Linked DNA regions of Homo sapiens: all the other regions are linked to region 3. A link is a loop called in an ENCODE intact Hi-C map of the cell type or tissue named here. Cell type or tissue: PC-3. All regions are shown on one strand.

Region 1 (8,000 bases), 420 kb after region 3:
ATCACTTGAACCTGGGAGGCGGAGGTTGCTGTGAGCCAAGATCGTGCCACTGCACTCCAGCCTGGGCAACAGAGTGAGAATCTGTCTCAAAAAATAAAAAAATCAAATAAAATGTAACACTCCTAACCATATTACGCAAGTTACCCATAAAAAGAACAAGGTGAATATTCTCACAAAGCTTGTAGACAAATAGAGTCATCTGATGGCTTGATGTTTTGTGTTTATCACACAGGTTTTTTCAACAGCAGTCAGAGCTGCAAAAATCTAAAAACCTACTACGTGCTGGGGCTGGGCCAGACATTGTGCTAGACCCTGAAGAGTCAAAGGTAAATAAAACCCAATCCCTGATAACATCAACTTACTTTTCAATTCTGATTGCCTACATTTTCTCCAAAGGAATTTGTGGGATGTGTATGTGACAGCAAATAATTTTTTAATGGTCAAACTTTATCTTTGAGAAGTTACAATGGGAGAGCATAACTAGTAATACTACTTAAGCTAGATGAGGCACTGGGGGAAGATTATTGGAATGTAGGAACAAAATGTCCTGTCTCCTCTCACTAGAAACTGTACTGTTATTGCTAATCATTGTGTAAAAATGTTTTGTCATGCACAGCCTGGGTTGATAGGATTCTAGAAAGTCTTTTCCTGCTTTATGGATCACCAGGAGATAAGTTAGAGGTATCCTTTCATCTACAGATGAAAACTCAGTGGGGAACTCTAATATGCCCATAAACTTTAAGGCACAGATATGAATGTGCTAACATGAAGTAGTGGTCTCCAGGGAATATGAAGGCCAACCAAACAGTTGCAGGGGTACAGGCCCAAATGCTAGATTAGAACAACACATAGCTAACCCTCACAAAGGGATCCACCCATTTTTAAAAGCTTCTTAACAGTGCTTCTCATTGTGATTGGTAAAACAAACACACCAACAAAAAGCAACTCAGATACATGTCAAACTATGAATGAAATTGGTCCAGGAGAATGGGGTAGAGGTGGGGAAGAAAGCAGAAGATACCTTCTCTTTTTTTAAATAAGCATCTGTAAGTGTTTGATATGATCGGGAGTTTTAAAAATAAATTAAAAAGCTTTGAAAGAGATAAATACAGCCAAAAAACAAGGGGTGAAAAAGTTTTGCACTAAACTGTACTCACAGAGCACAAGAGCGGCAGCCTTTGGCACCACCTGGGAGACACAGATGGCTTCCCAGTGCAGGTAATGGCCTGGGGGCATGAGTAGGGTCTGCCTGGGCAGGCAATGGGGGTGGCTCTATTCTTAAATTAACCAACTGGCTTCCTCTTTCCCCTTCTGTTCCTCCTTCCCTTCTTCTCACCACCCCTTCTTTTACATTTTTTTTATTTTTAATTTTTGTGAGTATATGGTAGGTATATATATTTATGGGGTACATGAGATTTTTTTTTTTAATTTTTTTGAGATGGCGTCTCACTCTGTCACCCAGGCTGGAGCACGGTGGTGCAATCTTGGCTCACTGCAACCTCAGCCTCACAGGTTCAAGCGATTCTCATGCCTCAGCCTCCTGAGTAGCTGGGATTACAGGTGTGTGCCACCATGCCTGGCTAATTTTTGTATTTTTAGTAGAGATGGGGTTTCACCATGTTAGCCAGGCTGGTCTCAAACTTCTGACCTCAAGTGATCCGCCTGCCTCGTCCTCACAAAGTGCTGGGATTACAGGCATGAGCCACCGCACCCAGCCAAGATGTTTTGATACAGGCATGCAATGCATAATAATCACATCATTCACCACCCCTTATTTCTCCTTTTTCCTTCAGTAAGGATTTACTGAGTGCTAACTATGTGCCAGGCACAGTTCTGGGCATTAAGGACATAGCAGTGAACATATTATAATAGAGACAGGCAATCAACAAATACATAGGTGACATATATAGTATGTTAGGTAGTGACCAGGGGGACCACATCTGAAAGCATAAATAGACCAGCATATATACACTCCCCTACTCTGGGTAGTAAACATCTCACATAAAAGAGACAGCATCATTTTATCTGCCAAGTTTCACTTACTCAGTAAGAATTCCATCTGCTGTGTCTCTTCCTTCGGGTGTCTCCCAGGACACCCGGACTGTCAGTTTGTTGGGTTCTGCAATGCGTTCCTTCACACTTGGGCACTTGATTCTAGGAGGTTCCATATCTGAAAATATAACCAAAACATTCTCATCATCATCAAGAAATATCTAGTCAAACTGGGGTTCAACACCCACAGTTTAAAATACCAAAGCCTCTGGGTATTCTCCATTTTCAAAGAGTTTGTTCACCCTATATATTCCCCTTTTCTCCCTTCATAATGCTTTTACTCTCCTGCTAAGTTTTGAAGATTGTTTAAATACTCACATTTGCAGGGCTAAACCTGCAATCAACTGGCCTTGCAAGGTGTCCTGTGGGTAATTCATTAGTTACAGCCTTTCCTCCCCATGCTTCCAAACTCTGCCTACCGAAGGCCACATGGCAGTTACCCAGCTGAAACTAGAAGTCATTTGGCTTTAGTGAGTACTTCCTGCTTTGAACACAGCATCATGGAATATTACAGAAAGGCATTCTAGCTATCATCTAGTCAGATTCAATTCAAGGCAACAAATTTTTCATGAGTACCAATCTTATCCAAGGCTTCATTCCAACTGCTGGGGTTGGGGGTGCACAAAGGCAAGAGAATCATGTGCTCCTGACATTTCAGAGAATTTGCCATGTATTGGAGGGATTACATTATCACACATGAAATATAACATGAGGTAGAAAATGGCAATTGCCCCAGGCAAGGTAAAAGTGAATGCTATGGAGGTGTAGAGGAGCCGCCCAACTCTCTCATTTTACAGATGTGCAAACTGAGGCTCAAAGAACTTAAATGATTTATTTAAGACCACACATGTAGATAATGGCACTGTGAATTACAATCTAAGTCGGAGCACTTGCCACTGGAACAAGCTCTCTCTCTTCCTGCTATCTATTATCAACATATTGCTTAATATCTTAAAATAGGCAATGGTCTGTCTGGGTCCACTCTCCCCTTGAACTGCTACTGAACTACACTTATGGTTTTATGTTCTGGGACAGCAGTTTTACTGTGGCTCTGGACCTCCAAAAGCCTCCCAAATTTCTTCAAGTAGTTTCTCTACCTGGTAATAGGAGTTCTGCCTCGATAGTGATAACAAGGATGGGTGGTTAATGAGGGCTCAAAGTAAATGAGATGTCAACTCTACACTGGGTTGTATTTCATCTTATAGCTGAAGTGAAATCACAAGAGGAAGTTCACATTTCTGCAAATTCTACTTAATATTTCTGAACAGGTAGAGAATGTATTTAAAGAAGGCATAGCAAATTAAGGACATTCAGCTTCATGTTACTTTACATATCAACTGATAAGTATTAAGTGCTATTACTGCCTTAATGAAAGTTAAATGTCCTTTTGATTCTGAATGACAGATGTCTTTGAGAGACTAAATGCACCAAGTAAAATTCTTTATATACTTTCTCCTGTGTCTTGTCTAATAATTTCTCATTTTATTCAGGGTAAGAAGTTACGAATAACTTATTAAACAATTTTGCCTTCAGCTATCCAAATTCATTTTCATTCTATGTCGTGCTTCAGTGGAGTGTGAACTTAACAGCCTTAATGCACCAATCCTAAATTGAATAACCACCATATTTTGTTGAATCTAAGTCACTCCTAATTGTGAAATGCATCCCTATTTCAGGGATATTAAAAGGTAGAAATAATACGCTTCTCAGAATTGATAAAATAAAGTATACAAATACTATGATGAAATGGAAGATGCTTTAAATGCATTCAAGATGTCTATACTCAGCTGTTACGTTTTTAAAAACATTTAATTTTTTACTATGATAGGTGATAGAAGACAAACTTTTATAATTCAGATGAACATTTCACAGAAAGACAAGTATATAATGACTGCCCCCTGCTGGTCAAATATAGCTGGCAATTACATTATAGAAAGTATATTTATTAGCATACAGATTTCAATGTAAAATTACATTGTGTTACCATATTTTCTTGGTGCAGCATGGTCAGAGTGAAAAGCAACTTAGTCTCTGTCAGGTAAACTAAATGTCTGGATGATACATTGTTGTTTGTTTTCTGTATCAAGATGTACTAACAGTGTAAGCACACAGGCTCCAAGATAGGTTATCTGGGTGAAGAGTCTCAGAGTTTCCCAAAGCCAGCTTATCTCTAGCTAACAATGATCAGCTGAACTGGCCTAGCTTTTCAGAAACAGTGCTCTTCCAAAGAAGAAACAAGAAGAAATAAATCATTACAAATAATAACTAATATTGGAGGACTCCTTCCTACATGCCCACCCCATGCTAAGTACCCTCCCTATATTATTTTACTGAATTTGCACAACCACCCATTAGACTAAGCAGTGTTATTAGCATCCTCATTTATAGACTGGGAAGAAGCATTTCCTCTCTTTTGGAATTTCTTTGTGGTCTGGGATTTTTAAATGCCATTACATATTTTAAAGCTATTTTAATAAACCAAACCCTTTTGTGTATCTGCCTGCTGCTGACCTAGTGTTTTCCGCCAACCTTTGCACACATACTGTTTTGTGATGGTCTGTCATAGCTTCCCCATGAACCCTTGAAGAGCCTCTGCAGGACTTGATCCTGACACATCCTCAAGCAGCTGCCTTCTCTCTCGGCTGGTGAGACAAGCTGGTCTGCCCTTCAGCTGATGCTCCAGAGACCTAAGCCTGTTATTACCCAGACTTGGCCCCGATAGCATTTTATAAGTTATACATTTCCATGAATGAAAGGAACAAAGTTACTATAGAAACATAATTACTATCCCCTGTTGAATTAGGATGCCTGCAATTATATAAAAATCTTGAAACCTTCAGTGAAAATTCTGGCCTTTGCTCTCTGCCACATTCATTGGAGACATCTGACAAACTGTCTCCCTTCTCTGTGCTCTAGTTATCTCTGTGCATATAAAATATGAGATACAAATATATTGCATTGTATCAACTACTATTTATCTAAGAAGCTGAACTTTTTTTTCGAGACAGGCTCTCACTCTGTCACCCAGGCTGGAGTGCAGTGGCACAATATCGGCTCACTGCAGCCTTGACTTCCCAGACTCATGTGATCCTCCCACCTCAGCCTCCCAAGTAGCTGGGACTACAGGCATGCACCACCATGCCTAGCTGATTTTATTTATTCATTTATTTATTTATTTTTGTAGAGACAGGATTTTGCCATGTTGCCCAGGCTGGTCTCGAACTCCTGGGCTCAAGAAATCTGCCTGTCTTAGCCTCCCAAAGTGCTGGGATTACAGGTGTGAGCCACCAGCACCCAGCTGAAGCTGAACTATTTACTTGGAAATCCTTGACACATCTAACCCGGTAGGTAGTGGAAATAAGGAAGAAGCTCAAAAGGACAAAGTCTTGCCCAACAGATAACAATAAAATGCAAGGGAAGTGACCCTGTGCCAGTTCCAGACCTAGGCCCTCAAAGAATCTGGTGCCTTCTGCTTTCACTATGTTAAAAGCCAGCTGCCATCTAAAGAAGTCCAATTGACTGGAGAGGCCATGTAATCAGGATGAGAAATTATAAATGAGAGAGAGAGAGAGAAAGAGACTCAGCCAGACCCCAGTCAGTACAACTTTTCCCAACTGAGGTACCAGACCTGTGAGTGAAGCCATCTTGAATCCTCCAGCTCCACTTGGTCACCTCAACCATTACCACATACAGCAGAGATGAGCTGTCCCCACAGAGCTCTGCCCAACTTTCCAACCCATAGAATCTTTGAGCAATAACATAGTTGTTTGGAGCCACTAAGTTTTGTGTGGTCTATTGTGCAGCAACAGATCACTGATGCAAATATAAAATAGTTTGAGTTTGGTGATAGAGAAAGGAAGAGTTCTTTTCAAGGGGGCATAGGAAGTGAGTGACTGCCAAATGCAGAACAAACCTGGCCATTGAAAACTCATCCAGTTGTTTGCTTCCCCCAGCCAGAGCGTAATCTCTGTGGATGGCTCTGGGAAGTGGTTTCCTCTGTTTGGCACCATACAAAAATCCAGAGAACTTTCCAAAACAGACAAAAGAGGCAAGAAGGGAGGCAATGAAATCCACATTTAAAAGTCATGATCATAGCCGGGTGTGGTGGCTCATGCCTGTAGCCCCAGCTACTCAGGAGGCTGATGTGGGAGGATCACTTAAGCCTGGGAGTTCAAGACCAGCCTGGACGACATAGCAAGAGGCCAGCCTGGGCAACATAATGAGACCTCATCTCTAAAAGTCAACATCTTCACAAGAAAGAAGCCCAAATAAAAATTCATTGGTGATACATTTATATTAGAGAGAGCCACTAAAAGTTGACCTGTTCTGTTTGTACTAACAAATCATGTAAGGGAAAAAGTGAATCAGTATCTCAGTCAATCAAGTTGTTTTAACTGAAACTAGCCTCTGAAAGTTTGCAAAAGAATGTGTATTTGTCAACCCAGGAAGAATTTAGCACAATTTAACATCATTTGCAACAATGCATGGATACATTCATTCTTAGCCCTACTGATGTTTGCATCAACTGAATAATGCAATGCAGCCCAGCAATAATGCAATGATCCCATTCCTATGGGTCATTGGGTAAACCAGCTGTGAGACAGCTGGGACACAAGAAACGTATGCCATCAATTTCCATATATTACATCTCCAAAATGTTTTATTCCAGAATTTCATTTGTGTTAATAAATCTCCACCTATTCTACTCTGTAGAAAACAAAAAATAAGTGAGCAAAAAATAAAATATATTTATTTAAAAATATTTTTTCCTTGATAGATAATTAGAACTTAAATGTGTTGTCTGGTCACTTTATTACAATCCGTTCCACAGGGCAAAAAGGAAAGTTTGTACATTGTCTTTTGTTAAAGTAATTAAATGGATACTCTCTGAATGTCAAAAGACCTTTGCTGGTTTTTCATTGTCCGTGGTTTTTAAAGTATCTTTAATTTGTTTTCTTCCTGTTTTGGCCTAGGAAGAAGTGTTGGTCTAAAGGAGAGATCATGTGTCTACTCAAAATCTGGTCTTTACATGAGGACTTGTTGTGATTCCAACTGTTCATTGTTCTATCTAAATGCCAACATAACCAAAAATAACTAAAAATGGAAAGAAAGAAAAATATCCCCCGAAAACAATAGTGGTTACATTCTAAGGTTTATTTTCTTCCAGATCAATGGAGGTTGTGGCTCTTCAAAGACTTTTTACCCTCCTGCAATTTGCAGTATTTTTTTTCCTCCTACATTGACTTATTTTTATCTATATCTGTTTCTGAAATAACTATGAATTTCAGCTCATTGCCAGAGTATGGTCTGTGTAAGAGAATTAATTTTAACTTGTGGCACCTTCAAATTAGCCAGACCACAGAACTGACCACCTCAGAGTCCAAAGTAAGCCCAGTCTTCTCTCTTCCCTCACAGTCTAGAAGAGAACTGGGACAACTTTCTCACCACTCAGTACAGCTCTGGCCAAGACTGTTGAAGGTTGTGTGGAAATCTGGGAACTACTTAGCCACTATGTGTCACCTCCTAAAATAGGTTGAAGTTCTGAGTTACGCTCAAGGACCCCCTACCCCTGTCAACACAAAAACAAATTTATTAAACTATTTTAATACATTTAAAGCCAAAAAAGTAAATAATACCCCTGGAGTAAAATTCACTGGGGACAAACCTCAGCTTGTCTGTCGCGAAAATCAAAGAAAGAATTGCCTGCTTGCTTTGCCCATTTCTCTCTTTTTTCCTGGGAGCTCTAGGCTCTCTTGTGGATCGCTGTACCCCTTTTTGTCATCCCTAACTAATTGCATGTACAATCCTCCTTCTCCCAAATATGCCTGAACCTTGTTCTGACAAACTGTAATATGAATCTCCTGAATTTGGGGTTCATTCTCTCTTCCTCTGGGAAGGTTCCAGGCGCATCTGGTCCAGCTTAAGACATGCTGTTGGTTTTTGAGAAC
Region 2 (8,000 bases), 170 kb before region 3:
TTTTGTATAGACTGCATATTTCTTGTGGGGTCATCACTACTTTTAAAGAATCCAACTGGAATTGTTATTTCAGAACACAACGTTTTGGGTGCCTGCATACTTCTCTGTCTTCCAGACTTCTCTAAAATATTTATCTTCCTAACTGCTCATTGCCCTGTTGAGTGTAGACTATTGATTAGAGGGGACTTCCAGAGCATTGGATTATGGGAAGCTAGCAGGACATTCCAGTTACCTTGCTCCATAACACATTATCCTAAAACTTCGAGGCTTATAACAACTATATTTTTGTTTGTAATTTTTTGGGTCAGGAATTCTGGAAGGGTCTGGGATGATGGTAATCTGAAGGCTTGACTGGGGTGGATATTTCCAAAGTGGTTCACTCACATAGCTGTCAGTTGATGCTGTCCTCGGGCTGTCAATCCAAGCACTTCCAGGTGACCTCTTCATGTTGTCTGGGCTTCCTCTCGATAAGGCAGCTTCAGGGTAGTCAGATTCTTACAAGGCAGCCCAAGGCTCCAAATGTGAGTGCTGCAACATTTAAGATGGAAGCTGCATTACTTTTTATAATTAAGCCTTGGATGCCATACGGTGTTATTTCCATCACATTCTATTGGTTACAAATGAGATATAAGCCCACCCAGAATTCAGAAGAGGTTGCATGTACCTCCCTCCTGATGAGAGGAATGTCAAGGTCACATTGATTGCAGAGGAACATGTGGCATAGGAGATATTGTTGTGGCCATATTTGAAAAATATAAGCTGCCACACAGGGTTAATTAGCAAAAGTAGAATGTGTGAAGACCCCGAATTCAAGGTAAAGTATAGAGGTCACCATATCTTGTAGAGAAACAGACAAGAGCAAAAACTGCAGAATGTTTACATTCTTGTGCTCACAAGAGGAAAAGGGTCCAAGAATATAGGAGGAGTTTAGACATGTCAGGCTAAGGTTTCAAAAAAGGCCTCACTCTGTGTTCTATACTTTAGGGTACCTTAAGTCTCTCATGGCACTCTCATGGTAATTCATTCATTATTTCATAAACTTTCAGTAAATATCTACTACAGGGAGTAGTGGTAGTAGTAGCAATAGCAGTAGCAGTAGTAGTGGTAGAATAGAGACTATTCTAGGATCTTGCATATCAGTAAATAAATGCAAGAAAAAGCCCTACCCTCATGGAGAGTATATTCTAGTGGAGTAGTGATATTAAAATAAATAACACTGCATGCAAATTAAGTATAGGACAATTAGAGGTGGGGTTTCAAAGAACCCTAACGCTTCACCCTACCCTGTATCCATACCCTTTGTCATGCAAATTTGAAGTTCAACAAAAACACCTTATATTTCCTCATGTGATTTGCCAATAGACTAAGGCAGAAAAGAGTGTGTGCTCCTGAGACTAGACCCTCAGAAGTCTTGCATGTCTCTGCTTTTGCTTTAGCCCCTCTGCCATTGCCGTGCAAGCATGCTGGGGTTGGCCAGCTAAAAGAGAAGAGACATATGGGCCAGAGGCCAGTCACCTCAGTCTCCCCAAGCAAGACCCAACCCACCTCCAGACACCTGAATGAGCCCAGCCAAGATCCTAGATGCATAAACATTAAATTTACTGCCATATGCTATTAGATTTTGTGATTGCTTTTCATACAGCATTTTGGGGCAATAGACAGATGACACAACTGGGAAAAAGTGGAAGAGCTCGTTTTCTTGGAGACGTGTTTACACACAGTTCTATTTTGAAGCCAGTTAGCAGATCCCTGTTGTTGTTGCTGGCGCTACCTCTAGGCTGGAGTGTTTCGAAGAATAATCAGAGTCAGAATTAATAGAGTTGCCTCTAGATTCATGACAAGGGTGAGTGAGGTGTGGAGGAATGAAGTGGAATAAGGCTTCATTTCTGCTGGTAAAGGCTTTATTTTATGTTTCCTTGTCTGAGGGGACAAAAATCACCTCTAATGTCTGTTATGGTTGAGGGATGAGGAAGGAAGTCTCAAGGAGAAACTCAACATTCCTGTTGCTTCTTTGATGCCTTTTCCTCCTTTAACATATCAAGCTCCCTGCCTAAAAGTGGACTTTTATCATTATTATTATTATTAAAAATAAACCTGTTTTGGCAGCATCAAAGGGGGACGATGGCCATACTGTCCTTGAACTATGTGGATGTGTCAGTCCTGGCAATCATGTTGGCAAACTAAGGTTCTTTCCCAGACTACATCAAGTAAGGGTGGAGGGGCAGGGTATTTAATATCTGCTTCCCAATCATGGTGACATTTAACACTTCTGAGGAAAAAAAAATGCCTCCAAACTGGCCTTTCAAGTAAGTGGAGTAGTTACTCTCCCCACAAAGTATCAGAAACTGTTCTATGAGCCACTTACTCCTTTATGTCTTGCACAGTCCCTATCAAAAGTCAAATACTCCTGGGAGACGTGACCTCTTTAGTCTTCAAGAGTCAACACTTTGGGAAAGGCAGAATTATTTCAAACAGCTGAGCACAAGAAAGGCAACTAGCTTGTGTAATTGTTCATTTTCTGTTTTTTCCTACTGAATTGTAAGCTACAAGGGGTCTAGGACCATGTCTATCTTATTCATCCCTCTATTTCCAGGTTTCAGGACACATAGGAGACCCTCCACAACGCCCTTGGGAAAAAAGCAGAAGAGGACAAACATGGGAAAAGAAGGGAGGGAAGGGGGAGATAAAAAGCCTAATTAAATTCTCACAGAGCGTTTATCCTAATATTAACTAGTTAATGACCTCAAGATATGTATTGAGCTTTTACTATGCACGCATGGCAGGAGGGGCGTGCCCCTTCCTTGCCTTAACCTGGTGTGGTTCTTTGACTTTTTACTCCTGTATACTCGAAGAAAACAATACAAAAATCAAAGCTGGGAAAAAAGTTCCTGTATGGGGTATTTCACCGTTTTAATGCATTAAACATGATGTGCTCAAATGCCCCAGCCTTTGGGATTGAAACATTCATAATGAGAACTCCGAAGCGACCAAGATGAAATACAAACTTCAAAGAAGGCGCCCAGTTTTGTCTTGCTACTCTAGCCTAGTTCAGTGGCGCCTCAAACTTTAATGTGCATGCGAATCACCTGGCAATCTTGCTGAATATTCAGATTTGGAGTCAATAGGTCTGGAGTGAAGCCTGAGATGCTGCGTTTTTAACATGCCCCCGGGTGATGCTGATGCTTCTAACCCAAGGACCACACTTTGAGTATACAAGGGACTGGAGACCATCACCTCTACCGCCAGGTGTGTGTATGCTGAGTCCCAGCGTTCCAGATCAGTGTCCCGCACGTCCTCGGCCTTCTGCCAGTAGGGGAGGAGTCGGGGGCGGAGCGGGAGGAGTGGCGCGGGCCCCGCGTGGGTCCTGCCAGAGATCACCTCGGCCCCTTGAAGAGGCAGCCAAGCTGCGGCGGCGCAGGAGGGGGCGGGTTCAGCGAGGGCGCGGCCTCTGAGGGGGGGCGCAGGACACGCATCCCCCGCGATCGCCCGGGCCACTCGGGAGCCTCGCGGCAGCCCGGCGCCCCACTTGGCCATCCGCTCCTTGCCCGCCTCCTCTTGTCACCTCCCGTCTCATCCTTCTCGCTCCTTCCCCGCCGCATACACCGGCATCCGAGTGCCTCAGAGAGCCGGAGGTGGTGTGCGGGGCTGCAGGGCACGACTTCAAGCGGTCCTCAGCTCCGCACTAGGGGGCACGGGCAACAGCATGGACACCAAGCGCTGCTTCGCCAATCGCTTCGATGACTACCAGGGCAGCCTGCTGGCGGGCCAGTGTGAGGAGGCGGTGGCGCCCTTGGTCACCGCCACCATCGAGCGCATCCTCCAGGAGCTTCCCCCACTCGGGGGCGGCGCGGAGGCCCGAGGGGCGACGGCGGGGGCTAGCGCCTGCCAGGGGGGGCTTTATGGCGGCGTGGCCGGAGTGGCGTATATGCTCTACCACGTCTCGCAGAGCCCGCTTTTCGCCACGGCCCGGGAACGCTACCTGCGCTCGGCTAAGCGCCTCATCGACGCGTGCGCCCGCGCTGAGGAGTGGGGCGAACCGGACGCCGACACCCGCGCCGCCTTCCTGCTCGGGGGCGCGGGCGTGTACGCCGTGGCCACGCTCGTATACCACGCCCTGGGCCGGTCCGACTACGTGCAGCCGCTGGGCAAGTTCCGGGCTCTGTGTGCCGTCTGCGCGCCGGTCTCCTTCCTGGAGTGCGGCTCCGACGAGCTGTTCGTGGGCCGCGCGGGTTACCTGTGTGCCGCGCTGGTGCTCAAGCAGAAACTCGCCCAGGAGGTAAGAGGTAGCCCGGGCCGCGGGAGGGCGCTCGCCGCCTGCCCGGCCTCCTTTCCCCGGACTCCGTGGCTCGGGCAGCACTGTCCCGAGTTGCTCTCCAAGTCTTTGTTACTCTTGGTGTGGTGCTAGCATTTCTTCAGTCCCTTGAGGTCTATCTCCTGCTTTTGTCCCTCTTCTTTCCTGTCGTTTTCAGTCTCTCATTTGTTGAGATTCGGCGTCTCTGCGCTTTGTTCGTGTTTTTACGTGGCATCACTCCAGATGCCTGTTAGCTTTCTGGGGGATGACAGTGTGGCCCTTTCAAGTAAGATGAAAACCTCAGAAATGGAAGGGATTTCCTTTCCTTTGACTCTGCTGTCAAAAGCTGAGGCATCCTCGAATGTTAGAGTGCTAGAAAGTAATGGAACTTTTCGGGGCCGATGTGGAGGTAAGTTGCTTCTGGAGCCCTGGGTCTGTAACCAAGAATAACTGCTCAGCTGTGGGTCTGATGTGTTTACTGTTTTGCTTACTATTCAGTTCAACCCATGGCTCTTATTAAATGCATATCTGATAGGAGTGTCCCCTTTAAAAATACATAAATGTAGACGGAAACGTACCCGGAAATGTACCCCATTGTGGTTGAATGTGCATTATTTCACTTAAAAATATTTGCTTAGGATGGGCAAGACCACAGCTTTCTTGACAGGGCAGCTTTTCTTGATGAATAACTTTACAGTGGCTCCTAAAAGTGAATTGGTTTTCACATACATATTTTTTCCTGGACTCACTTTGAAATCAGCATGTGGTTATTAGAAGAGAATATGCCAGTTCCTGTGGAGTAGGAAAAAGAACAAAACTCTGAAGGATCATAGTGACTAGAACGGAGAGAGAGGCACTTTCATTCATAATCCCCTGGAGCCAACTACTGTTCTAGGGAGGAAGTGACACATTTAACTTGGCTTTATTTAGGTGAGAAAGGCGTTTGAAGAAAAATTAAAGGTATATAGAGTGTTTTAAAAGAGTAATTAACTTAGATCACCTCTACAGAGGCAGACAGGGTTTTTTTTTAATAGCAGGTGAGGTTGATTCAAGTGAGAAAAAAGATTACTAAAGAATGTGCACTGTGTTAGCTGGGCAGCAAAGGTTTATGTCACAAAGTTGTCTTGAAATAGTTTGCTCTGCTTCTGAGTCACTGTTAACTGCCAGCAGTTTTTCAAATGCCCTTCCAGTTGTAGAAAACCTTTTAGAAGGCCACAGAGATATTTACATATCATTTGCATTGCATTTGCATCTGCTCCCCTCACCTTGTAGTCTGGCAGCAGGCAATTTTCAAATTTTTTTTTCCAATTGTTTTCCTTAATCTTGCCTCTTCCCCTTTCCATGCCTTGAGGCCTTTTTTCCAGAATGGAATGGGAAGAGTGTGTGACCACTAGATCACACAGGTGGAAGCAGACCAGAAGGACTCTGCCCAAAAACTGGTGGTTCAGGCCATTCTGCAACACTGATCCACACAAGACATCTATTAAGACCTCTCTTCTGCCCTCCTGCCAAACCAGGTCTTTTTTTTTTTTTACTAATCGAGTTGAGGTGCTTTGGCCCCTGCTCCCAGGAGATGGAACAAGCTTCAAGGATAGCAAAAAAAAAAAAAAAAAAAAACCCACCACCACCACCAACAAAAACAGGTCTTAACCTGAGCCTGAGCAAACCAGTTAGTTCCAGTGCCAGCTGCAGCTGTGTCAATTCAAGACTTTCTGGCTTGAAAGGTGTAGGGCAGGGGCTAAGCATGCCAGGCTGGAAGCCCTTTGAGGGGAAAGTAGAAGTTTTATACCCCATCCCCTCCCCGCAAATCCTAGCCAGCACAGGACTTTGTCCTCAGTAGGTGATCCATAGACCTTGATTAGATTGAATTGCGAATTTGTGTCATTTCTCTATAAATAATCTCTCAGTATGTCCTGGGTTTCTTCCCCTCCGATGTCATTTATATTCACATTCCTCTGGCAATTCCCTCAGTTATCGCTCTAATTTAGATCCTCCCCACATTACTGGGCACATCTTTGCCACCTAATAAATAGTTGAATGAATGAATCACCATATATTGGGATTAGTGCAATATACTTTGAGCTAGAATCTCCCACTCAAGCCGTTCCATCTACCTCTAAGAAACAAATATTTCAAAAGACATTTTTCATCATGTTATTTCCCTGCTCAACATACTGCAGTGGCTCCCTATTACTTTTTCTCCAGTGGCTTGTCATCTCACAAAGTTATGATTCTTAAAAATAGCCGAGAAGGCCCCACATGATCTAGCCTCCTACACTCCTACTCTACTCCTTGCTCATTCTTCTTCAACCACACTGGCCATCTTCCTGTTTTAGTTACTTTCCTGTCTCAGGCTGTTTGTTCTTACAGTTCTTTCTACTTGGAACACTCCCTCTAGATATTTATAGCTAGATCTCTGACCTTGTATAGGTGTGTGTGTGTGTGTGTGTGTGTATGTATATATATATATATATAATTTTTTTTTGAGACAGAGTCTCACTCTGTCACCCAGGCTGGAGTGCAGTGGTGCAACCATGGCTCACTGTAGCCTCGACCTCCTGGGCTCAGGCGATCCTCCTACCTCAGCCTCCCAAGTAGGTGACACCACAGGCATGTGCCACCACACCCAGCTAATTTTTTGTACTTTTTGTAGAGACAGAGTTTCACCACGTTGCCTATGCTGTTCTGGAACTCCTGGGCTCAAGTGATCTGCCCGCCTCAGTCTCCTAAAGTCCTGGGATGACAGTCATGAGCCACTGTGCCTGGCCTTGTATAGGTCTTTACTTCCTCAATGAGGCTTTTCCTGACTACCCTATTTAAAATTGCAACCCCACCCTCAACTTATCCCCCTTTCGTGATTTGTTTTACTTAAATTGTTTATTTATGTCTTCGCTGATTAGAATGTAAGCTCCATAAGGGTAGACATTTTTGGTTTCATTGATGTTCATTGCCAAGACTGCCTGACACATTTTTAGATGCCCAGCTTTGTGTGTGTTTGCAAATATCACTCAATTTTAGTGGTGTCCCATTTATCAATATTTTCCTTTACGGTGGTAGTTTTGGTGTCATGTTTAAAGAAATCCTTTCCTACTGCCAAAGTTTCAGTAAATATTTGTTAAATGAATGAATGAATGAATTATAGTTTCTTCCAATTATTTTTCATGGCTTAAGCTCAACCAATAAAGCAGTGCTTCTTAAACTTTAATGTGCTTAGGAATCACCTGCAGATCTTGTAGAGCTGCAAGTTCCTGGGTGATCCTGATGTTGCGGTAGAGCATGCTTTGAATAGCAAGGCAATACTGTGCTGCATAGGTTTTGGCATTATACCTGCCACCTCTATTAAGGCATACTATGAGACGCCATTCTATGAAGCTTGATATGTTTATTTAAAAGGTCTATAGTTTAGAATGCTGATTACTATATTCTACCTTTCACTCTAAAGACCCACAAGAGGAATTGCTCTCAGATTGTAGAGACAGTAATAGTTGTGTGACTCCTGGCAATTGATTGAATTTTTAAAATCGTCAAAATATGTCATGTAACTGATTCTATTTCTCACTTTGTGTTGGCTACTAGGGAGTGTATGGCTAGAATTGTGGTCCATATAAGCTAGCGTACAGTACCTTAGCAGATCTATATTTATGTGTGGACATTTCCCCTGGGTTTATCTAATTTGTTTCTTCCTTAGTTTACCCTTTTCTAGGTTCTT
Region 3 (8,000 bases):
CTTAAAGACTCCACCAAAAAAACTATTAGAACCAATAAACAAATTCTGTAAAGTTGCAGAACACAAAATCAACATACAAAACTCAGTAGTATTTCTATATGCCAACAGTGAACAATCTGAAAAAGAAATAATCTCATTTACAATAGCTACAAATAAAATAAAATACATAGGAATATAGCAAAAAAGTGAATGATCTCTATAAAGAAAATTATAAAACATTGATGCAAGAAATTGAAGAAGATGCAAAAAATGGAAAGACATTCCATGTTTATGGATTGGAAGAATCAATATTGTTAAAATGTCCACACTACCCAAAGAAATCTACACATTTAATGTAATCCCTATCACAATACCAATGACATTCTTCAAATAAATAGAAAAAACAGTCCAAAATTTATATGGAACACAAAAAGACCCAGAATAGCCAAAGCTATCCTAAGGAAAAATAAAACCGGAGGAATCTCATCACCTAACTTTGAATTACACTGCAGAGATATAGTAACCCAAAGGGCACAGTAGTGGCGTAAAAACAGACACATGGATCAGTGGAACAGAATAGAGAATCCAGAAACAAATCCACACACCCACAGTGAACTCATTTTTGACAAAGGTGCCAAGAACATACACAGGAAAAGACAGCCTCTTCAATAAATGGTGCTGGGATGATTCTACATCCATGTGCAGAAGAATGAAACTAGACTCCCATCTCTCACTATGTATAAAAATCAAATCAAAATGGATAAAAGTCTTAAATCTAATACCTCAAACTATGAAGCTACTAAAAGAAAACATTGGGGAAACTCTTCAGGACACTAGAGTGGGCAAAGATTTCTTGAAAAACACCCGACAAGCACAGGCAACCAAAGCAAATATGGACAAATTGGATCTCATCAAGTTAAAAAGCTTCTGCACAGCAAAGGAAACGATCAACAAAGTAAAGAGACAACCCACAAAATGGAAGAAAATATTTACAATCTACCCATCTGACAAGAGATTAGTAACCAGAATATATAAGGAGCTCAAACAACTCTTTAGGAAAAAAATTTTATAATCTGATTTTAAAAAGGGCAAAGGATCTTAATAAACATTTGGCAAAAGATAAGACATACAAATTGCAAGCAGACATATGAAAAGGTGCTCAACATCATTGATCATCAGAGAAATGCAAATTAAAACTACAATGAGATATTATCTCACCCCAGTTAAAATAGCATTTTTTTTTTTTTTTGAGACAGAGTCTCACTCTGTTGCCCAGGCTGGAGTGCAGTGACCCGATCTAGGCTCACTGCAAGCTCCGCCTCCCGGGTTCACGCCATTCTCCTGCCTCAGCCTCCCAAGTAGCTGGGACTACAGGCGCCCGCCACCACTCCCGGCTAATTTTTTGTATTTTTAGTAGAGATGGGGTTTCACCGTGTTAGCCAGGATGGTCTTTATCTCCTGACCTCGTGATCCGCCCGCCTCGGCCTCCCAAAGTGCTGGGATTACAGGCATGAGCCACCATGCCCTGCCTAAAATAGCTTTTAACCAAAAGACAGGCAATAACAAATGCTGGCAAGAATGTGGAGACAAGGGAAGTCTCATATGCAGTTGGTGGGAATGTAAATTGGTACAACCAATATGGAGAACCTAGTTTTCTTTACAGTAGGTTTAAGTGGGCTTAAAATATTCAGTAAATCATGCTCTAAGCAGATGTGCTGTCATCTAGGCTTTGTTGTTTCATTTCTGGAGCACAGGCAGAGTAGATTTGGCATAATTCTTATGGGCCCTAGGAGTTTGGAATGGTAAATGATCATTGCTTTCAGCTTAAAGAAAAGAAAGAAAATGTGGTACATATACGCACTGGAGTACTATCCAGGCATAAAAAGGGATGAGATCCTCTCATTTGCAACAACATGTGTGGAACTGGAGATCATTATGTTAAGTGAAATAAGCCAACCACAGAAAGACAAACTTTGCATGTTCTTCCTTATTTGTGAAAGCTAAAAATTAAAACAACTAAACTCATGGATATGGAGAGTAGAATGATGGTTACCAGAAGATGAGAAGGGTATTGGTTGGAGGCAGAGAGGGTGTGGTCAGGAAGAAGTGGGGATTGTTAAGTGGTACAAAAACATAGTTAGAAAGAATGAGTAAGACCTAGTATTTGCCAGCACCACAAAGTGACTATAGTCAAAAATAATTTAGTTGTACATTTTAAAATAATGAAGAGTGTAATTTGTTTGTAACACAAAGGATAAATGCTTGAGGTGATGAATACCCCATTTACCTGGATGTGATTATTATGCATTGCATGCCTGTATCAGAATATCTTATGTGACCCATGAATGTATACACCTATTATATACTTACAAAAATTAAAAACAAAAAAATGAAATTGCAGCAATTCAGTCACTTCTTTATACTCCACTTCTAATTCTAGCTCTCTTGCTATTTCTACCACATCTGCAGTTGCTTCCTCCATTGAAGTTTTGTATCCTTCAAAGCTATCCCTGAGGGTTAGAATTAACTTATTCCAAATTCCTGTTAATGTTGATATTTCTGACTTTCTCCCATGAATCATGAATGTTCTTAATGTCATCTTAAATGGTAACTTTTTTCAGAAGGTTTTCAATTTCCTTTACCTAAATCCATCAGACTAATCACTGTGTATGGCAGCTACAGCCTTACAAAATGTATTTCTTACATAATAACACTTGAAAGTTTAAACAACTCTTTGATCCATGGGCTGCAGAAAGGATGCTATGTTAGCAGACATGAAAACAACATTCATCACCATGCACATTTCCATCAGAGTTCTTGGTTGACCAGGTGCAATGTCAATGAGCAGTAATATTTTGAAAGGATTTTTTTTCTCTACAGTAGGTTTATGTGGGCTTATTCAGTAAACCATGTTGTACACAGATGTGCTTTCATCTAGAAATGTGCTTCATTTCAAGAGCACAGGCAGAGTACATTTGGCATAATTCATATTGGCCCTAGGAGTTTTGGAATGGTAAATGAGCATTGTCTTCAGTTTAAAGTTACCAGCAGCATTAGCCCCTAGCAAGACAGTCAGTGTCTTTTGAAGTTTCGAAGCCAGGCATTGTCTTCTCCTCTTTGGCTATGAAAGTCCTAGATGCATCTTCTTCCAATACAAGGCTGTTTGTCTACATTGAAAATATGTTGTTTAGTGTAGCCACCTTCTTCAATGATCTTAGCTGAATCTTCTGGGTGACTTTTTGCAGCTTCTCCACCTGCACTTGCTGCTTCACCTTGCATTTTTATGTTATGGAAACAGCTTCTTTCTTTAAACCTCATGAACCAACCTCTGCTAGCTTCCAACTTTGTTTCTGCAGCTTCCTCACCTCTCTTATCCTTCACAGAATTGAAGAGCTAGGGCCTTGCTCTGGATTAGGCTTTGGCTTAAGGGAATGTTGTGGCTGGTTTGATCTTCTATCTCGACTATTAAAACTTTCTCCATATCAGAAATAAAGCTGTTTTCCTTTTTGTCATTTCTATGTTGACTGGAGTGGCACTTTTAATTTCCTTCAAGAACTTTTCCTTTGCATTCAAAACTTGGCTGTTTGGCACAAGAGGTCTGGTTTTTTGCCTCTCTCAGCTTTCAACATGCCTTCTTCACTAAACTTAATCATTTCTAGCTTTTGGTTGAAAGTGTACATGTGTAACTCTTCCTTTCACTTGAAAACTTAGAGGCCACTGTAGGGTTATTAGTTGGCCTAATTTAATATTGCTGTGTCTCAGGGATAGGAAGGGCTGAGGAGTGGGAGACAGATGGGGGAACTGTCAGTTTGTGGAACAGTCAGAACGCACACACGTTTATCCATTAAATTTGCTGTCTTATATGGGTGTGGTTTGTGGAAGAATTCCGATAGTAACATCAAAGATCACTGATCACAGATCATCATAACAAATACAATAATAGTGAAAAAGTTTGAAATTTTTCATTTCTTTAAAACATTTCAGAGAATTACCAAAATGTAGCAGAGACACAAAGTGAGCACATGCTGTTGGAAAAATGGTGCCGATAGACTTGATTGAGATAGAGCTGCCACAAACCTTCAATTTGTAAAAAAAAAAAAAAAAAAATGCAATTATGTTCAAAGCACAACAAAATGATGTATGCATGTATGCCATTTCCAAAGGAATCCCTTGGCAGTCACATTCCCCTTGGCCAGCAGGTGGCAGTGCTTGCTCATCGAGGTACAGAATATTGACCCTGCCTTAGCATCAGGGCCCAGCAGGAGTTTTAGCTTGCTGTTTTACGCTGCATGTGTTCTAATTTTCTCCCTTTTATATTTCTTATTCTGTGACTTGTTGTTTCTTTCCCACCACTTCTGTTCCCCTCCAATGCTAGACCCATCTCTATTATGCACCTAACAGCCTCCTCAAATATGTGCCTTGTAGAATGTGGCCTTTCAGGAATGTAGGTGAGGCTTACGTATCACCCCCTGAAAGTCCCAATGAGAAATAATGCATTTAAAACAAGCCATCTTGAAAAGCCTGAAAAATTATGACTAAATCACAAAATATTAAGTCCTAAAGGGGAAGGGAAGACAGATACTCAGCTGGCCTGCCCATGTTCACCACTCCAAACCCATGACAGGCCGAGATGCTCAGTGTGAGGCTCTGTTACCACACTGGGACTTGCCATGGCTTCAGAGTCCTTCTGAGCACAGCTACTCAAGAAGCTTCTCCTCCTAACAGGCAAGCATGACACACTCTGCCAAACCAGGAAGGGCAAGTTTCTGTAATAGGGTACACTATATGTGCAGTTCCCAGGCATTACATCCTGCATTTAGCTGCATTCCAGGGGCCACTGGCTAAGTCTTTCCACCTTTTTCTCTTCTCCAGTATGATAACAACAATGCATTAATAATAGCAGCTACTATTAATGAGCCCATGCTATATGTGAGGCAATTCATGATTCATATGCATTATCACATGTATTCTTCAAAACAAGATGAAAAGTAGAAGTTACACAAGTGGAGACCACAGACTAGGTTAAAAAATTGGTCAACGGCAAAGTCACACAGACAATAAGGGGAAGAACCAACATTGAGTTGAAACCATCTGACTTTCAAAACCTTACTCTTAACCTCCCACTCTTTTGAGGTACTCCAAGCCACCACATGTTCTCCCTTCAGCTGCTAAAAGTGGAGCAACGCCATCACCCCCATGTCCACCCACACCCACAATTTCCCTTTGCCACCCCCCACTCATAGCTCTGCAGATCAGATTTGGCAGCCGATCTGCTGCTCTGGAAAGGCTGTGGTCCTTTAGTTCAGGGTCCCATCTCCAGCATTATGGGAAAGAGGCCCTATAGTACCCAGGTAGGCAATCAGCCCAGTGGCAAAGGGTAGCTGGGCTTAAGGCGAGGGACCTCACACCGCCAGCAGGGCTGCAGGAGCCTGGTGGACTTGTGGCATGTGGGGAAACCCGAAGGGAGGCTTAGAGGTGGCATGTCCCCTGATTCAGAGCTGGTGTTTGGCGTCTCTGAGTCATCAGTAATTCTCCACACCCTGGGGGAGGGCAACTCCTCAAAGGACCCATAAAGAAATAAATTCTCATCTGAGTGGCTGTTGAGGTGAGGGAAGGGGTCAGGTCTTCTGCAGCCTGGGTGAGGTATATGAACAAACCATTCTTGCAAAAACTGGCCTGGTTTCTCTGTGAGAGCACTGTCGAGAGATGTCACATTCCTGTTGCTTTCATTATGTGGTGCATTCCCAGGTCTGATGAAGAAGAAAGAGAGGGGCAGATTGCCATGATAGTTTTGGTTGACTGCATCACTAATTTCATTGACCTGAAAAATGGGTAGCCATGGAAACTGTGGAAGGCTTGTTCTGGAAGGGCCCTACTAGCCTAGTGTTGCTATATCTTTTGTAACTTATGTTCCAGAAGTCTTCCACCTGTGGGTTACAAACTATTAATGGATCCTCATATAAATTTAGTGAATCTCAACCAAACATTTTTAAAAAGGAAATATACAAGAATCAAATACAAATGAGATATCCTACAGCACTCCTCATGTTGAGTCAAGTAACCTTTGGGAGAATTTTTGTTTCCATTCTACACAGTTATGAGTACACCGAGTCACAATATAAAATGTGTTCTTACTGTGGCTGTGGTCAAAAATGTTTGTAAACTGGCCAGGTGTGGTGGCTCATGCCTGTAATCCCAGCACTTTGGGAGGCCAAGGTGGGTGGATCACTTGAGCTCAGGAGTTCAAGACCAGCCTGGGCAACATGGTGAAACCCCGTCTCTACTAAAAAAAACAAAAAAAAAAGAGCACAAAAATTAGCTGGGCATGGTGGCATGCGCCTGTAGTCCCAGCTACGTGGGAGGCTGAGGCACAAGAATCGCTTGAACCCTGGAGACAGGTTGCAGTGAACCGAAATCACGCCACTGCATTCCAGCCTGTGCAACAGAGTGAGAACCTGCCTCAAAAAAAAAAAAAAAATGTAAACTGCTGCTAACCCAAATCTCAACTTTACCGAAAGGAAAGTTCCCCTTTTTTATTTTTCCAGAATTTATAGCACTAAATGCCCATAGGAGAAAGCAGGAGAGATCTAAAATCAACACCCTAACATCACAATTAAAAGAACCAGAGGGGCTGGGCATGGTGACTCACACCTGTAATCCCAGCACTTTGGGAGGCCAAGGCCGGCAGATCACCTGAGGTCAGGAGTTTGAGACCAGCCTGACCAACATGGAGAAACCCCGTCTGTACTGAAAATACAAAATTAGCCGGGCGTGGTGGCGCATGCCTGTAATCCCAGCTACTCAGGAGACTGAGGCAGAAGAATTGCTTGAACCTGTAGGCGGAGGTTGCGGTGAGCCAAGATCGCGCCATTGCACTCCAGCCTGGGCAATAAGAGCAAAACTCAGTAAAAAAAAAAAAACAAACAAGAAAAGAAAAAAAAGAACTAGAGAAACAAGAGCAAACAAATTCAAAAGCTAGCAGAAGGCAAGAAATAACTAAGATCAGAACAGAACTGAAGGAGATAGAATGAAAAACCCTTCAAAAAAATCAATGAATCCAGGAGCTGGTTTTTTGCAAAGATTAACAAAATAGATAGACCACTAGCCAGACTAATAAAGAAGAAAAGAAAGAAGAATCAAATAGACACAATAAAAAATGATAAAGAAGATATCACCACTGACCCCACAGAAATACAAACTACCATCGGAGAATAGTATAAACACCTCTACACAAATAAGCTAGAAAATCTAGAAGAAATGGATAATTTCCTAGACACATACACCCTCCCAAGACTAAACCAGGAAGAAGTCAAATCCTTGAATAGACCAATAACAAGTTCTGGAATTGAGGCAGTAATTAATAGCCTACCAACCAAAAAAGGCCCAGGACCAGTTGGATTCACAGCCAAATTCTACCAGAGCTACAAAGAGGAGCTGGTACCATTTAATTTTTTGATAGAGAAGTGGTAAATCATGAACTAGGCTGAAATAAATCAAACTTAGACATATGCGAGGAAGGGGACAACGCTCAGGAAGATTCCTACCTACCCTGAAGAATTCCAGAGAAACTAGAGGCATGAAGAAGGGGAAGAGTGAAACATAGGAATGAAAAGAGTCAAGTCTGTCATCCAACGGATGGAAGTTTCAGAAAGAGAGTATAGAAATAGCACATGAGAGAAAAGTGCCAGAAATTATAAGATACTTTATCTGAGCCAAATAATACAAGTCATCATATGGATAGAGTCCACAGAGTAGCCATCACCTTGAAAATAATTTCTTATGTCTAGACATATTGTTACAAAATTTCAGAACATGGAGGTTCAAGTAAATTTGCAACAGCCTCCAGAAGGGAAATATTAAAGCAAAACAAAACAAATCAAAACACAGGTAACCCATAAAGTAGCAAGAATCAAACTTGTTTCAGCAACACTGGAAACTAGAAGACCATGGACCAAGGCCCATGGACCAGGGACCACACCTGAGAGAGAAAAAGCATATGCCGTCTCTTTATGTACATATGA

Evidence for each region. Hi-C counts contacts between places; a loop is a spot of excess contacts. Peaks named below come from ENCODE experiments on the same cell type or tissue, not always from the same donor. Only the 100,000 strongest peaks of a DNase experiment are listed, where the experiment ranks them.
Region 1: a loop joins it to region 3, with 7 times the contacts of the local background. A loop is called at or near these places in 43 of 110 quality-filtered maps.
Region 2: it touches region 3 in a loop (8-fold over the local background); 5 of 110 quality-filtered maps call a loop at or near these places.

The regions. Positions count from the first base shown.
Region 1 is chrX:38,162,726-38,170,725 of GRCh38, forward strand. SRPX (sushi repeat containing protein X-linked) reads right to left here. Exons shown (of 10, transcript NM_006307.5): 5 at 2,044-2,170. Among named protein-coding and RNA genes, the nearest start is that of SRPX, 54 kb to the right of the region's middle. In PC-3, a CTCF peak has its summit at 3,956 (motif pointing left); no DNase peak of the experiment used is centred here.
Region 2 is chrX:37,568,168-37,576,167 of GRCh38, forward strand. It overlaps LANCL3 (LanC like family member 3), which reads left to right and starts at 3,494. Exons shown (of 5, transcript NM_001170331.2): 1 at 3,494-4,276. The coding sequence starts at 3,704. In PC-3, a CTCF peak has its summit at 4,321 (motif pointing right); no DNase peak of the experiment used is centred here; H3K4me3 peaks cover 1,146 bases; H3K27ac peaks cover 758 bases.
Region 3 is chrX:37,741,372-37,749,371 of GRCh38, forward strand. No RefSeq gene overlaps it. Among named protein-coding and RNA genes, the nearest start is that of CYBB, 35 kb to the right of the region's middle. RefSeq lists an enhancer at 4,260-4,309. In PC-3, a CTCF peak has its summit at 4,179 (motif pointing right); DNase peaks (open chromatin) are centred at 4,190 and 5,500; H3K27ac peaks cover 509 bases.